2 separate regions of the Homo sapiens genome follow, and region 2 is linked to region 1. Evidence: chromatin contacts called from ENCODE Hi-C or POLR2A ChIA-PET data. All regions are on one chromosome and are shown on one strand. The core of a region is the stretch at or near the end of the contact, and the rest is flanking DNA. Distances in the headings are between cores, read along the strand shown. Region 1 has its middle 34 kb from the start of MIR4679-1. Region 2 holds the start of ANKRD22 (ankyrin repeat domain 22).

What was found. A loop is a pair of places that touch in the nucleus more often than their neighbours do. ChIA-PET counts read pairs that join two places held with the same protein, here RNA polymerase II (POLR2A). Pooled maps may share reads with other maps.
Region 2: a loop to region 1 is called in a map of tibial artery, with 3 times the contacts of the local background. The contact joins the promoter of ANKRD22 here to the enhancer-like site in region 1. A Hi-C loop is called at or near these places in 11 of 168 maps with a recorded cell type or tissue (A673, B cell, GM18951 and 8 more), 2 of 37 single-sample maps with no recorded cell type and 15 of 50 pooled maps. POLR2A ChIA-PET finds 5 or more read pairs at or near these places in 3 of 52 experiments (CD4-positive, alpha-beta T cell, H1 and Panc1).

What each region holds. Positions count from the first base shown.
Region 1 is chr10:89,027,071-89,031,905 of GRCh38, reverse strand. No RefSeq gene overlaps it. Among named protein-coding and RNA genes, the nearest start is that of MIR4679-1, 34 kb to the left of the region's middle. Within about 2 kb of position 1,930, at least 5 of the 41 ENCODE cell types and tissues checked have a DNase peak (open chromatin) inside an H3K27ac peak, as active enhancers do; they include ovary, where a contact is called at or near this core.
Region 2 is chr10:88,849,074-88,853,846 of GRCh38, reverse strand. It overlaps ANKRD22 (ankyrin repeat domain 22), which reads left to right and starts at 2,003. Exons shown (of 6, transcript NM_144590.3): 1 at 2,003-2,260. The coding sequence starts at 2,240.

The sequences.
Region 1 (4,835 bases), core at 681-3,180:
AGATACCTTCAGCAAAATCCTTGTCCTCCAGTAGGACCAAGTCTATGTGGTCTGGATTCCCGTGATCTCCCTGAGCTCATCCACTGCAGCTGCACTGGCATCTTTGCTATGCCTCCTGAGTGCCTGGCGTGCTCTGGCCCTAGACCCTTGCTCTTGTTATTTTCTCTGTTTGAACAACTCTTCTTCAAGTCTTTGTTCCAATCTCACAGGGGCCTCTCCTCACCATTCTATTTAATAATACACCTTGCTTCTTCCCCTCACTGACTTCTCCCCAATCTCCTATACCCTGCATTACTTACCAGATCATATATCCCTTCCTAACATAAAGTATTTTATGTAATCATTATGTTTATTATTTTTCCATCTCCTGCTGCTGGAATCTCAACCTCAGAATAGCAGAGTCTTTGGATATTTTACTCACATTTTAATCAAAGGCCTAGAATGGTTCCTGCTGAAAAACAACTGTTGCTCAATAAATATTTGCTGAAAGATTTAAAAGCCCATGGTTCAATTTAAGCACTTTCCTTTCTCTATCAATGTGAAATTTGAATACAGCAAGTTTCCGTAGCTGCCTCTGACAACTTTGCTAAGAGTCTTCTTTGCTGTTACCTAAGAGGAGATTTGAATATCCACATTCAGGTGCTGGGGATATCACATTCGAGCTATTGTACCCTGGCCACAGGCCCAAGGTGCCAGACTGCACATCTCTCCTGCTATATTCACCTTTGAACTAGACCCTCTCTTAGGGCAACAGCTCAGCAGGGAGCACCCTCTGAGGAGTAAGGGGGCTAAGTCTCTCTTAAAGACCCTGAAAATACTGCCGGTGCTGGTTGAAAAGCCCTGGTGATCTGTGATAACCATAGTGACAGAAAACTCCGGGAGTTTTATGGAACCTCATTGCTAAATTTCCTGCACAACTGTTTCAGCACAGTGAAGCCCATGATTCAGCAATTGCTAAATGGCACTGGTCACTTACTAGGTGACAAAAATGAGCCCATGGGGGTACAAAGGCAAAGCTCAGGTGAATTCTATTGAGTCTGCCAGGTCCTATCACCAAATATCCCTGTAAATGGAGTGACATTGCTAGGGATGCTCTACAGATTACCTCCATCAAAGATTCAGATAACCATTGTTATCTGATTATTATCCAATTAACATCCTAACAATTGCTGTGAACATAAGGAGGTGAATAAAATATAGACTTCTGCCCTCAGTTAGTTAATCTAAGGGTAGTGGAGTGTTTGTAAAACTTTTACTCAAAATAGAGAAAAATAAATACCATTACATGAAAAGGTAAGAGAAACTTCTGTGCCTTAACCTCTCACTTTCTACTGGTATATATTTGCATAGTGTAGTTTCTCAAATTGTGGTCCCTAGGCCTTCATCATCTTGATACCTGCAGATGAATATGTAGTAGTATACAAACTCTAAGGCATAGGCCTGGACTTCTTGAAACATCTTTAGAAGCTGGGCCTTGAGGGTGTGTATTTTTAAAATTTCCTCATGTGATTCTTATATTAAAAGTTAAGAACCAGTGTTATGGTACGTTATAATTGATCACACTTGCATATATAGTTTATTATTGTGCCTGACAATTATAAGAAGAGCAGGCGAGATGTATCTCCATTTTGTGGATGAGCAAATTGAAACTCAGACATGGTAAATCCAAAGTTATACAGTTAGTTCACGGCAGAGCTAGAATTAGAACCTGGACTACCCGATTTCACATTTAATCCTTGCCTTACCCCATGCTGGCCTGTTTCTCTGTTGAGGAAAAAAAATGAATCAAAATGTGAAATGACAGACATTGTTTCCATAGGGAATAAGTCTTTTTCATACAAGCAGGGGCAAATTTTAGTACCAGGAGAAACACTGCCACCTTGTGGCCATGTGGAAGTGAAGCACAGCCTTGTCTGTCATTAGAGAAGTTGATTCCTCCCAGCCCCCACCAACCTCGCCGCTGCCTTGGTTGCACTGCTTTCAGTGATGGATTTGTGTTGAGCTATACTCACTCTCTACTGATGAAGCTGACGAGTCCTCTGGACTTTGGCCTTTGGTTTTGTAGCTAAGATTTTTTCTCCTAGCTGAGGTTAATTTACTCATTTAGGGCTGGGAACACGAGGTCATCATGCCATGCAATAGCCAGCAGAGCCAAAACCATTCATCTCGGTGGATACTTTCTGCAGCTGACACATGTCTAGCTTTCTAGAACTTTGGCCCTAAAATGAAAATTTTAAAAATATATATATATATATTTGTCATAGTTACAAAATCTTCCTGAAGAAGCCAAGGCTGATTTCAATGTTGGGAAGAGGGACCGCCATCCCTTTCAATTCCCAGGAATATACAGAGATAAGAGGGACTCTTCTCCATTCAATTTCAACACACTAACATCTGGAAATTCACAAGAAAATCTTCATGGGGGGTTTCACTTGGCAGACACATGATACAGACCACAGAATTACGTGGAGGGCCCCAAACACAGCTAGTGCTGTATGGCTAGGCGGACAAAAACATGAAACATTCAGCCTTCAAGATAACAAAAAAGTTTGCTCAAGCCATCCCAGGAATCTGTGGAAGTTGTCAGCTATTAATAAGTCCTCAGTTTGGGCAATCTTTACAAGTACTTCTCCTGCCTTGAATGTCAAACCTCCCAAGCTGCTGTATAAGTAAAGCCACAGTCAGTGACTACCCCCACATGAACAGGCTTCAGGCTGTTCTTGATCTCCTTTCCTCCAATCTCTCTGCTCCTCTTTCTTGCTCCTGCCAGGGAACCTTTAGCAAGACCTTCGTTTCGTGAGATTTCAGATCCTTGGTCACTTTCCTGACTTCACACACTAAGTCAAGTCCTCCTGTCATGCTCCCACATTACATTTTCTTCTAATGACATCTGCCAAAGTTGTGTTTAGCATTTAACTGTGTCACTATCCCATTAGTGTCTGCCTCTTGACTAATGGTTCCAGGAGGTAACCATGTATATAAGCCAGACCTAGTACAGTGCCTGGCACAGAGTAGAAATACAATAAGCATTTATTGAATGAATGAACAAACCCATAAACAGGGCTAATTTTGGTTCAATAACTTCATTTTTATTCCCCTCAAGTCACATCTTCCAAACCATATCTTTGATGATCTTTCTGCTGCAGCCTCCAGAGTGAATCTGATATTATTTGTTGTTTAGCATCTCCAAGTTGCTGCTGAAACCCTATCTATCAAACTCAAATTTCAAAGTAGGAAGAGGATAGACACAATTTTTTAGTCCTAGCAGGACGTTAAAGATTGCAAGTGTTCTTAACAATAGCCTCCTGATTTCTTAGAATTTTCTTTGTATAACTTTATGCAAGTTAATTGATATTTTCAGCCCTTGTCTCCTCTATCTGTAAAGTGGGGATAACAGAACCATTGGATGGAGTAGTCAGATAACATACACTCAATTCTTTTCCATTAAGTCTGATGTTAGTCAATGGTTTTTCCTAGATGCCTTTCACCAAATTGAAAATGTTCCCTCCTATTTCTAGTTTCATAAAAATTTTTGTCATAAGTAGATATTGAATTTTGCCAAACACTTTTTTGTGTAAGCATATACGATGGTACATAGTAGGCACTCAATAAAGTTAATTTCCTCCCTCTTTAATTAAGTACTTTCTTTTTTTTTCCCTCCTCCCCATAACTTACTGGCTAGCTGTTTGGCCAGTATTGAGTCATATGGAAACGACCTTGTTCTGTTGGGAGAAGCTCCAGAACCTATACCTTTGAACTTGGCTTAGACTTATACTGGAAGTTGAGAGTTAGAGAGGCCCAAAGCCCCAGACAGGGCCAACCCAAGTGTATCTACCTAGAGAAGTCCATTTCAACATCAACCTCTTCTCTTTCATCCTTTGTCCAGAGCTCTCCCTTTCCTCAGCCATCTGGAGACACTCTGTTCACCTGAGCCTGCTAACACAGCAGACCTATGCCCAATTCCTGGGGCATGGCCTCCTTGCCCTCCCCCACCAAGTCTTTAGTTTAAGGTTAAATAAGTCAAGTAAGAACTAAAGTGTTCATGACCCATAGTGGTTAAATGTCTTCACATTCTTTAATAGCATTTGTATTTCAGCAAAATAAATTATGATAACATTTGTATTTTACCAACATATGATACCCCAAAGCAGTGAAATACTATGTACCAAAAAAGAATATTATTGTATTAGTCTGTTTTCACACTGCTAATAAAGACATAACTGAGACTGGGTAATTTATAAAGGAAAGAGGTTTAACGGACTCACAGTTCCACATGGCTGGGGAGGCCTCACAATGATGGCTGAAGGCAAAAGAGGAGCAAAGTCATGTCTTACATGGTAGGAGGCAAGAGGGTATGTGCAGGGGAGCTCCCCTTTATAAAACCATCAGATCTCATGAGACGTATTCACTATCATAAGAACAACATGGTAAAGACCCATCCCCATGATTCAGTTACCTCCCATCACGTCCTTCCCATGACACATGGGAATTATAGGAACTACAATTCAAGATGAGATTTGGGTGGGGACACAGCCAAACCATAACAATTATATTTAAAAGGAATATTAAAAAGAAATTATTTTTATTTATTAACATGGAATAGCAACCATAACCCATTGTTGAGTAAAAAGCATGTTATAAGCGTGTATGGTGTGATCACCTTTCTTTAACTTTGTGTGTGTGTAGATATCTAAAAATTCACAAGAGTTACCTTTGAACAGTGGGATTGGGATTAATTTGCACTTTTTTTTTTTTTAAACAGATCTCACTCTGTTGCCCAGGCTGAAGTACAGTAGCATGATCTTGGCTCACTGCAATCTCCGCCTCCCAAGTTC
Region 2 (4,773 bases), core at 754-3,253, 180 kb after region 1:
AATTCAAATTTAACTGAACATCTTATCTTTTTCGTTGCTAAATCTGCAGTCTATCTGGGGGCGAGATAACCCCTGGTTGAGACCCAATGGCCTAGAGTTAAATCCAAGTGTTTTACAAATAACAATGAGTCAACTGCTTTTTTCATTGGTTTGTTTTTTGAGCTAACCCTACATCATTTGCAATTATAATGAGTACTGTTCCTTTAGAACCAGATGTTGTCAAGAGATGCAGAATCTAATAAAATGAGTTTTGATCCTGATTGAAAGTTAAAGAAACATTTAGAGCTCAGTCAGGGAGGAAAGAGCTTGAAGAAGAAAGCTAGCAGCAACCTTAGGAGAGAAGCAATGACAGTGAAGAGTTCTGTCCACACAAATTAGTTGAAAGAGGTTACAAAAGAGGCTACCAGAGGTTACAAAATATTGCATAACAGAGTGAAGTACCCAATGGATATACCATTAATGTTTTTCTAAGTCAATGGGAAGACACTTAAATGTCTTAAGAGTCTACAGAAATACAAAATCAAACCAAGCCAAAGAGGAAGTCAGCTGCAATTTTAGTGGGTATTGCAGACTTCCCTCTCCTCCAACGGAAGAATTAGCTAATTCTTAAACTCCAGAGAGGCTGGCCTCGATGTCAACTGCATAGTGAAACATAAAATCTTTGAAATAATTATAAAAATAGCTCAGTATATCCACCAGTGGAGTAAGAAGAATTTCCCTGAATATTTATAAGCACAGGCCTAGTATCCTGGTCACTAGTTTCTGGCCACTAAGGAGCCTCAACTGATTGGGAAAATCACATCAATTGGTTTGAGATGGTTGAACTATTTCTTCCATGATATTATTGAGCAAATAGGCTTGCTGCCCCCTGCTCACAGAAGCCAATATCTGGACACTGGGTTTTGAGGAAAGAAAAACTTTATTGCAAGACAGGTCAGCAAGGAGACAGGAGGTGGGCTCAAATCTGCCTCCCCAGTTTGGAATCTGAGAAAATGTATGGCTTAGAGGGTGAGGGAAAGGATTTAGGAATGTTGGTTTGGCAGGGACTGATTGAAGGGCTTCAAATTTGACCACTAAAGGTAAGGTATGTTGAGGCAGATTTCAGCCCTGGATCTTTTGGGCCAATGAGCCCCTAGCTTCTGAAAGAGGTCCTGCATTTAGGTTCCCGTCATGTCCTTGTCTTCTTGGTTCCCAGGGGAGGGATCATTTGTTCTAGGTTCTGTTAGAGGCAAAAACATTTTTATTGTGCATGCCTGGGCTAAATGACTTACAGTTTTTGGCTCTGTTATATCTACAGAGTAAATTGACATTTGTTATCAACAAAGTACGGCCCATTTGGGCTGGTCCCATGGTTATAATGGGTGTGTGGACGGTCGAGTGTTTCAATTCTGGGAAAGTTTGATGTGATTGTATTCAGTTCAAGGAAAATGTGTGAATGATATCATATATAGCATATAAAATGTTTACAATATTTAAGAGATTGGGCATACTAGCATGTTTGATAAATAAATTGATGATGCAATTTAAAATGCATAACAGAGTATTTGATTTTAGACTTATGATTTTTAAATTGAATATTATAAAGTAATTTGGCTAAATGTGTGAATAGTATTGGAATATTTAAAACAACTTAAGATTTATTATGTTAGTAAATTTATTAGTTTACAAAACTGCATAAATAGCTGGAAAAGCGTTACTTGTTAGGCTGAGAATTTTGAAGATTATTTTTCAAGTTCTTTGCCAGACACGTGTGGCTCTCACAAGTAAGTTTGTTGGTCTCTAGCCTTTCTCAATGGCCACTGAAAACCAGATTTTGATTACGAAATGTCTGAAATACAGTATCTTGGTTTGAACCGTGAGTCCTTCCTGCCAATGTAAGAACTTTTCTTCCTCCCTTAACTTTGCTTCCTTCTTTCCTGCATGTTACCACTGGCAGAGCAAATATGACTCAGAAACCGGCTCCTCAGGGTTGTAACATTAGATGATACAGGCTTGGGTCGTTACACATGACACCAGTGCCTTTGTTTCATTGGGCTGGGCTCTCTGGAAGGTGTGCTGCTGCCTGAGCTGCTGGAAAAGCACTGACAGGTGTTTGCTAGAAAAGCACTCCTGGAGCTTGCCACCAGCTTGGACTTCTAGGGACTTTCCTCTCAGCCAGGAAGGATTTTGATATTCATCAGAAATACCTCCAGAAGATTCAAGGAGCTGTAGAGGTGAAGTAAGCCTGTGAAGGACCAGCATGGGAATCCTATACTCTGAGGTACATCACCTTTCTGAAAGCAGAGTTCCAAAGATGTTAAAAGTTACTCATGCTTTTCAGATGCAATTTTCTATCCCTGTTAATATATTTCTGTTTTGTCTGTTCAACTCCCTGGGGGAGCATTAAGTCAGAAAAAATAAAGTCCTATGTGTTATTCTTGTTGATATTCTTAATAGTTTAAGACAAAGTATTTTGTAATTCTAAAATATTAGCTAGATCTAAGTTGAGATGAATATAATACACATTTCATAGTATCTGGATGTTTGCAAGGATAATTTGGACAAAATCGAGTTTGAGTTGTGCTTTTCTCATGACAAACACTCAGAGAAAAAGAGAAAATTGTACTCAATTGGATTTTCTAAATATCCAAAAGATTGACTGCCTCTTTTATGGAACCACATGACCAGAGTAATGCCTTTCAGCTTGGTATTTGAAGGGAGATTCACCTTTAGTAAATATTAGTAAAGACTATCACTATGAAGAAGAGGAATAATAACATATTTTGATGATTTGATTATTTTCTTTTCACATCTGATAAATACTGAGGTACTTTTACTTGTATTGGAAGTAACTTATTAGAATCAAATGGATTTTTAATGATGTTTCAAGAAAGTACAAGCAAGGAATGTTTAGACAAGAGTACAAGAGGTGTAATGATGTCATTATACATAATTTACTCTCTCTCTCCTCTGACACAATTAACTGGTTAATCTGCATTTCATTGCAGATGCTCAGGGGAACCTTCTTGGATAGTTTTGATCTAGTATTAAAGACAGTTTATTTGCAGTTATTTCTAATGCCATGTGTGTATATATCTCTCCGTGTGTGCAAATGCAGTGTTTGATTGGTTTATAACTCTAGGTATGTCTTGCTCAGTGATTTTAGCCTCATGAAGGGATCATATACATGAAAATGACAAAACATATAGTGCTTTTAAATGCTACTCTGGTAACTCTCAAACTTTAGACTGCCCAAGTGTCAGGGAGAGAAGTTTGTTTGAAATGCAGTTTCAAGGGACTCCAACCCAGAGAGTCTGTTTCACTCAGTCTATGGTAGGATACAAAAGTATACTTTTTAAAAGGAGCATCCCAGGTGGTTCTGACATAGGGGTGATCTGTTTACCACCATCCTGAGAAAGAAAGACTGCCACAGGCCAGTGCTTTCCCGTTTTTAATGTCTATACAGATCTTCTGAAGGTCTTGTTTAAATGCAGATTCTTAGTTTGTAGACCTGGGTGGGACCTAAGATTCTGCATTTTGGTTGCTTTTTCAGATTGCATGTGGGAATTATATGTGATTTGGAAAAAGGAAAAAAAAAAGCCTAGTCTCATCCTCAGGTATTCTGATGTAGAAAGTTGGAAGTAGGACCTTTCATCTATAGTTTTAAAGAGTTTGAGACTCTTTAAAATTAAATAGTAATCTCTTAAATATTTAAACATAGCCTACTCATTTGTAATATATCATTTGCTCTGTGTTTCCTAAGGATAAAGATTGTGAGCTACTCATTAAGGACAAGAAAAAAGCCTGCTGGATCCCTGGTCCTATGTTGCCTGGAAGAATCTATTCAAAAAAAAAAAAAAAACTTCCCCCAATTTGAGTGCGGGAAGCTCCTCTAGATTGGGGACATAGGGTTATCATTTTTCCTTAGAGCTTTGCAGTGCTAATAGTTATGCAATATATATTTTTAAGAAAGAAGGAGAGAATGAGGGAGGATCCCAGAGAGCTGGTCCTGAAATCTGCACTAGAGGATAAGCTTAGAGCTCAGTGAGAGGCCCTAATTTTGAATAAGTAACTCCAACTGCGTAAGATGGACTTTTAAACAAGGCTGATTCATTTAAACCCTTATCAAAGGTATTTGTTCATAATATTTACAATAGCAACAAACATGTATTTAGGGCTTCTTATAGATTAGGCCCTATTTTAAGCACTTTATATATGTATTAACTCATTTAATACAGCAATCTTGTAAGAGTCACTTTTAGTATCCTTATTTTACAAATGAAGAAACTGAGGAAAAGGTAGTCACTGGCTCATAGTTACACAGTTGAAAAGTGCTTATTGGCTGGAGATTGGTGGCTAGGATGAGTCCTGTGTTTACTCATTCAAAGAGATTCTTCTTACATCACTGCTGAACTACTAAATTTTTCTACTACTTGTTATTTCAACAGATATGTCATGCTCCATAAGAGAATTGGTCTTAACCACTCTGGTGTTCTGCCACTGTTCTAACCAGGATGGTGCCCTGTTCCCTTAGTGGAAAGAATGAGTAAACTAAATCCAGGTCCAATGAGGTACATTCTACTGCTACCTTGCAACAGAGAACTGTTGCATTGTGAAGTAGCACAAAAATCGGAAAGAAGAAAAATGCTGAGAACTTAAAAGAGTTCAGGAACTAATACTTAGGAGACTTAAAGAATCTTTTACAGACTTTTGGTCTCTTCAGTTGCAGACACAGGCCCCAAAAAGCGTTTCTTGAAAATCATATCTTAAATGATGTATTCCTTTAAACATTGG